2 separate regions of the Homo sapiens genome follow, and region 2 is linked to region 1. Evidence: chromatin contacts called from ENCODE Hi-C or POLR2A ChIA-PET data. All regions are on one chromosome and are shown on one strand. Each heading gives the region's core, a stretch centred on a gene start or an enhancer-like site at or near the end of the contact. The rest is flanking DNA. Distances are from core to core; before and after follow the strand shown.

The links. A loop is a pair of places that touch in the nucleus more often than their neighbours do. ChIA-PET counts read pairs that join two places held with the same protein, here RNA polymerase II (POLR2A). Pooled maps may share reads with other maps.
Region 2: a map of heart left ventricle shows a loop between it and region 1 (9-fold over the local background). The contact joins the promoter of ZNF423 here to the enhancer-like site in region 1. A Hi-C loop is called at or near these places in 17 of 168 maps with a recorded cell type or tissue (Right ventricle myocardium inferior, aorta, ascending aorta and 7 more) and 17 of 50 pooled maps. POLR2A ChIA-PET finds 5 or more read pairs at or near these places in 2 of 52 experiments (WTC11 and activated naive CD4-positive, alpha-beta T cell).

What each region holds. Positions count from the first base shown.
Region 1 is chr16:49,774,883-49,777,582 of GRCh38, reverse strand. The region is part of intron 2 of ZNF423 (zinc finger protein 423); the gene reads left to right. Among named protein-coding and RNA genes, the nearest start is that of ZNF423, 80 kb to the left of the region's middle. RefSeq lists an enhancer at 1,036-1,547. Within about 2 kb of position 1,255, at least 8 of the 41 ENCODE cell types and tissues checked have a DNase peak (open chromatin) inside an H3K27ac peak, as active enhancers do; they include heart left ventricle, heart right ventricle and left ventricle myocardium inferior, where a contact is called at or near this core.
Region 2 is chr16:49,854,688-49,857,387 of GRCh38, reverse strand. ZNF423 (zinc finger protein 423) reads left to right here and starts at 1,276. Exons shown (of 8, transcript NM_001379286.1): 1 at 1,276-1,653. The coding sequence starts at 1,614. RefSeq lists a silencer at 1,773-2,032.

The DNA of each region.
Region 1 (2,700 bases), core at 6-2,505:
TTGCAGCGACACACCACTAGTGAGAAGCCACCAGGGTCAGTGTGGGAATGAGTGATTGCTAATGGGCAAAAACCTGTGAGTGCTCTTTGGTGGTGATGTGTAAATTCACAAGTCATTGTGTGTGCATGCATGTGCACACACAACATACACATATTACATGCACACCAACACAAGGATGCATGCACACATTCATACATATATATGCTCATACTCTCACTCAGTGCAAATGTACTCCACACAATGCACATGGACATTCACACACATGTAGGTACACATTTGCACACAATGCACATGTACCACCCATGCACATGTAAACACACACGTATGTGCACATTGGCATATGCATACTCCACACAATACACACATTCACATATATGGGCCTTCACATACATGTTCCTCCATACTACACACATATGTACGCACAGCCAAGTGCATGCATATGCATAATGCACACCCACACAGATGCCTGCAGACACAGGTATGCACACACATGCATAACACAGATGCACACCCATACGTGCATACAGGAGTGTGTTCACACTGCCAACATACCCATAGTGCGCATGTGCACACACTTACAAATGCATGCACATACAGAGGCATACACACATATGCAGCATTCACTCATCCACACCCAGGCATGCAAATGAGCAGAAAAAGCCTGTTTCTGGGCTGTCTCCCTTGAAGGATCAGGAACAGTGCCCAGGCGGGGTGTTCAAGATGTCCAGATTGTCTCCTTGCTCTGTTTTCTTTCTTCCATTTCTTTGTCGTACCCTCAGGGCCCTAGACATTCTTTCCATCCAAAGATTTGCACCCCTGCACTTGGGCCCAGTGCTGGGCTGACCCTGGTGTGGACCTAGACCCCAGTCTTGGTGCATCTGTCTGTTCGCCTGCCTGGCCTGCTGTGGCCTGCATGGGCCGCCCCGCAACCCCCAACTTGCATGTGACTTCATTTTACACCCTGCACCTGCCTCTTTAAGAGACCAGGGGCCTGGCAGGCCTGTCCCCAGGGTCGGGGCTGGGGGAGGCTGGACAGCTGCAGGTTGGGGGGAAGCTTTGTGAGCTCCCAGTGGCCTCTTGGAGCCTGGGTAATGCTGGGGAAACTGAAACAAAGGCCGACAATGGCCTCCTTCCCTCCCCGGGTGGCCTCGGAGCAGGGCCTGCCTGGGCGGCCTCTGGGGGCCCCTGTTATTTCCTGTGCTGGCTGTGGGGCTCCTGGCCAGCTTGGAATGGGGCAGGAAGCTGGGCAGGGCATCGCCTCCCCACCCGCTGGGCTGGCCCTCGCAGGCCAGAGTAGCCGCTCCTGGGAGTGGGGGTCGGCTCAGCGTTCCTGTTCTGTGACCGCTGCTCCAGCTCCGCTTGGCCTGGTCTGCCCTACTCAGGTCTGGCCAGGCCTCCCAGGAGGGAAACTCAGCCTTCCGTCTCCGCTGCCCTCTCCCTGCTGCCGACTCCATGTGCTCCCACCATCTTCATTGAGTCCATCTATGCTGTCACCTGAGCTCCTGCATCTCCTCTCCCTAAATGGCCCAAGCCTCTGTGTTCAGAGCCCTTGCCCCACAGAGCCAAGGACAGGGTCAGGCAGGGAGCATTTCATGGCTTATTAATTAATTCATTTGGGATTATGCTAGAGGTTAGCATAGGTTTGGTTATCAGGGTTAGGGTTACACTGAAGGTTAAGTTTAGCGTTAGGTTTACCAAACCCTGCAGACCAAAAAGACACGAGCGTTAAGGGCATGGGTTTTCAGGCAGATAGGCCCTTATTTCAATCCTGATTCACCACCAGTTATTCATCATAGTATTGTCAGGCGTCTGTGTGCTTCTAGGCCACAAGGGCACAGTTGGGTCCCTGACTTCCAGGACTCACATTCTAGAGTGAGGAGGCAGCAGTGGGCAGGTGAACACACACAGCACAAATTAAGTGTATTCACTGTGAGAATGGGCTTGACTCAGTGATTGCACCTTCCCAGAGCTCAGTTTTGTGATCTGTAGAATGGGAATAACAAAGCCCCTACCTTGTGGCACCATTATAAGGACAAGTGAGAGGGTACATGACATGTGTCCAGCATGGTGCCTGGCACACAGCATGTCCCCAATAAGTGCTAACTGTGATGATTACTAATGAAAGGCTGTCGAGGTGGCCTGTGGGTCAGTGGGGAGCTCAAATAATAGTTGAAGAGACTAATTATGTCAAAACCTAAGGGAAGGGTCAGGATGCCTTTGAGCCTCCTGGCAGCCAAGGCCCAAAGAGAAATAGAATCAAAGCTGCTTCTGTATTATGTAAGAGCTTGGGACAGACCAGTGTTTTCCCCCTGGCTTGGAATGCTGAGGAATTTATTCTGTGGATCCTCATTAATCAATGGACAAACAGCAGGAACCATCTCAGTAACAATTTGGCACACGATGCAGAAACATCTTTCTTAGAGTTCCTTCTTCAATTGACCCTGGAAAAATGCTCCGTGCCTCAGTGCACCACACAACCCTGGAGTTCCATGCAGTACAGCCTGGAGGGAGCTGGGCGGAGGCAATGCTGCCTTTGCTGGGCTGCGTCTGGGGGCTGGTGGGGCAGCTGCTGGGGTAACTTTCCTAAGTGCCTGGTTAAGTGCAATTGAATGGGTTTCTTTAAGGCAGGATCTCCAAGGGCCCTCAACATGCCTGTGGATGCTTTGAGTCATAGAGAGGGTTCTTAAAACTCTTGGGCTC
Region 2 (2,700 bases), core at 27-2,526, 80 kb before region 1:
AGCCAGCGCCCGAGCCCCGGCCCCGCGTGCTGGTGCGGTGCCCGCGCCCGCGCCGTGCCTGCCGCCGCCGCCGCCGCCGCCACCACGGTCCGGGTTTTGCGGGCGGCCGGAGCTGTATTTCCAGCGCTGTCCATCGCTCGGTGCTGTTGGCCCTCTCTCCGTCTGATCCGAGCCGGAGCAGTGCGGGGCGCCCCACGGGATCAGAGCGCTCCCCCGCCGGGACTCCGCTCCTCACATCCTCCTGCTGGGACCCGGCTACATTTCCAGCCAAGCCTGGCTTTATTATGTGTCTCTGCAGTGCAGCCCCAGCAGCCGGATCGGGAGGAGGAGAGCCAGCGACCACAAAGAAGACAGGAGCGCGAGGGAGGCTGGCGGGCGGGCCGGCGCCGGCTGGAGCGCGGAGGAGCCGGGGCGCAGCCGCCGCCGCCGCTGCCCAGGAGGACGGGAGCCCGGCCGCCGCCGCCGCCGCCTGCTCGTCCTCCTCTTCCGCCACCGCGGCCGCCGCCTCCCCCCTCTCCGAGCCCCTGGCCCATGGAGGCAGCTAGCGGGGCCGGCGACTTGGCACCGGCCTGGGGATCGGCTGCGCGCCTCGCGCTGAGCACCGCAGCCCGAGGGCAGGCAGCGGCGGCCCGGCGCACGGGCTGAGCGATGCCCGGGGCACGGGCGCGCCTGCCGGCCGCCGCCTGAGCGCCCCCGCGCGCCCCTTCCTCCTCCGGGGGGCCGGCGCCGGGCCGATCCGAGAGCCAGAGAAGGGGGCGTGAGCCAGGGGCCCCGAGCCGCGGCTTCCGAGCCACTGCGGCCGTTTCGAGCCTCCCCTCCAAGTAGGCTGAGTTGAGGGACCCCCGCCCCCCATCCATCATAATCTCCAAACCAGGCGCTTGGGCATTTTTGAGCCATTAATATTTATTATTTTTTTTTGTGCGGCAGGGGATAATTCGAAGGCTTCTTTTTTTTTTTTTTCCTGGGGGGTACTGAGCTTCCGCGCTCCCGACCGCCTCCCGGTCTCCTCCCCCCTTGAGATACCCTCGACTCCAGCCCCGTTCCCCCTCCTCAGATGGGTTCATTGTGAGCTCCGCACCGGGCTGCGTGGCCGGACGCCTGCAAACTTTGCACAAAAATCCGGCAAGGGGCGGAGGAGGAGGAGAAGGAGGAGGAGGGTGAGGGTGGCGGTAGGGTGGGGGAGGGAAGGAGGGGGCCGCAGGGGCCGGGGGCCGGCGGGGGGTTGGGAGGAGGAGGGGGGCGGCTTTTTTTTTTTTTTTTTTTTTTTTTTTTTTGCATAACTCGGCTCGGCCGAGTGGCCTCCGGACTCCCCGCGCCGCTGGGACCGCCGCTTGGATCGGGAGCCCCGGACTGCCGCATTGCAACAGGCAGGGCCCCGGCGCGCCCCCCGGGCCTCCCCCCGCCTTCGAGCGGCCTCGGCCGGCCCGGGCTGCCCCCCCAAGGGAGGCCGCCCCGGACCTGCGGTCCGCTCCCCACAGCCGCCAACCGGGCTGCAAAAAAAAAAGTTTCCAAGAGACAGGCGGAGGAGAAGGGGGAGAAGGGCTGCCCGGAGCGGCGGGGGGCGGCGGGGGGAGCCGGCTGCGGAGGGCGACGGAGCGCCCGGAGCCCCGGACATGTCCAGGCGGAAGCAGGCGAAGCCGCGCTCGGTGAAAGGTGAGCGAGCGAGGCCCGGCGGAGGCGCGAGCGAGCGAGCGAGGAGGGAGGGAGCGAGGGAGGAGGGACCGGCGAGCGGGCTGGCTGCCGGGGACCCGCGCGAGCGAGCCGAGAGGAGGAGGAGGAGGCGGCAGAGGAGGCGGAGGCGGAGGCGGAGGCGGAGGAGGGGGAGGAGGAAGCCGGGAGCAGGAGGCGGAGGCGGCGGCGGCGGCGGCGGCGGCGGAGGGGGTACGCCGCGGACACCCTCCCTGCCCGGACTCGGCGCCGTCGCCCTTGGGGGACCCAGGCCTGGGGGCGCCGCTAAGGGGCCCTTGCCGCTCCCTCCGTGCGGGGCCCGGGCCCGTGTGGCCAATCAAGGGGTGCTGGCCCGACTTGGCGGGGATTGCGAATCTCGGCGGCGGCGGGCGGGCGACAGGAGGAAGGAAGAGGCGGCGAGGACGGGCGCCCGGCAGGCCGACCGCTCCTCGCTGGCCCCGGGCCTCGCTGGCTCTCTCTGGCCCCTGCCTGGTCGCCCGAGGACGCGGGGAGCGGCGGGCGCTGTCGGCGAGCGCCCCGGGCGCCGCGCCCTCGCCCCGGCCGCCTGGCGCCCCCTCCCGCCCCTGCCCAGGCCTTCTCCCGGCCCGGGCCCCTGCACTTCCTGCCTCCTCCACCGAGGCCCACCGGGCAGGGAGCCTCCGCCAGGAGTTCATTGTCTGCACGGCGCCGGCGGGACGCAGGTCCTCAGGGGAGCTCAGCGGCCGCGGTGCGCGCCCCTCCGCGGAGGGCGCCCCGGATCTGACCCCGGGCACCGGCACCCTGGATCTGACCCCGGGCACCGGCACCCTCGACACCCAGGCCGGCTTTCTGTGCTGGCTCCCCGGGGTGCGCGCGTTTGTGGGGAGCTGCAGATATATAGATACACACACCCATCCCTTCGTCTCCACGCTTTGCTTTCTATTTCCAGCGAGGGCCCCCAGCTCGAGGGGACCCCTGGAGAGTAGAGGCCCCGGGGAAAGGCCGCGCGCCGGCAGCAGAGCCCCTCCCCTGGCCTCCTCTCCCCGCGGCTGG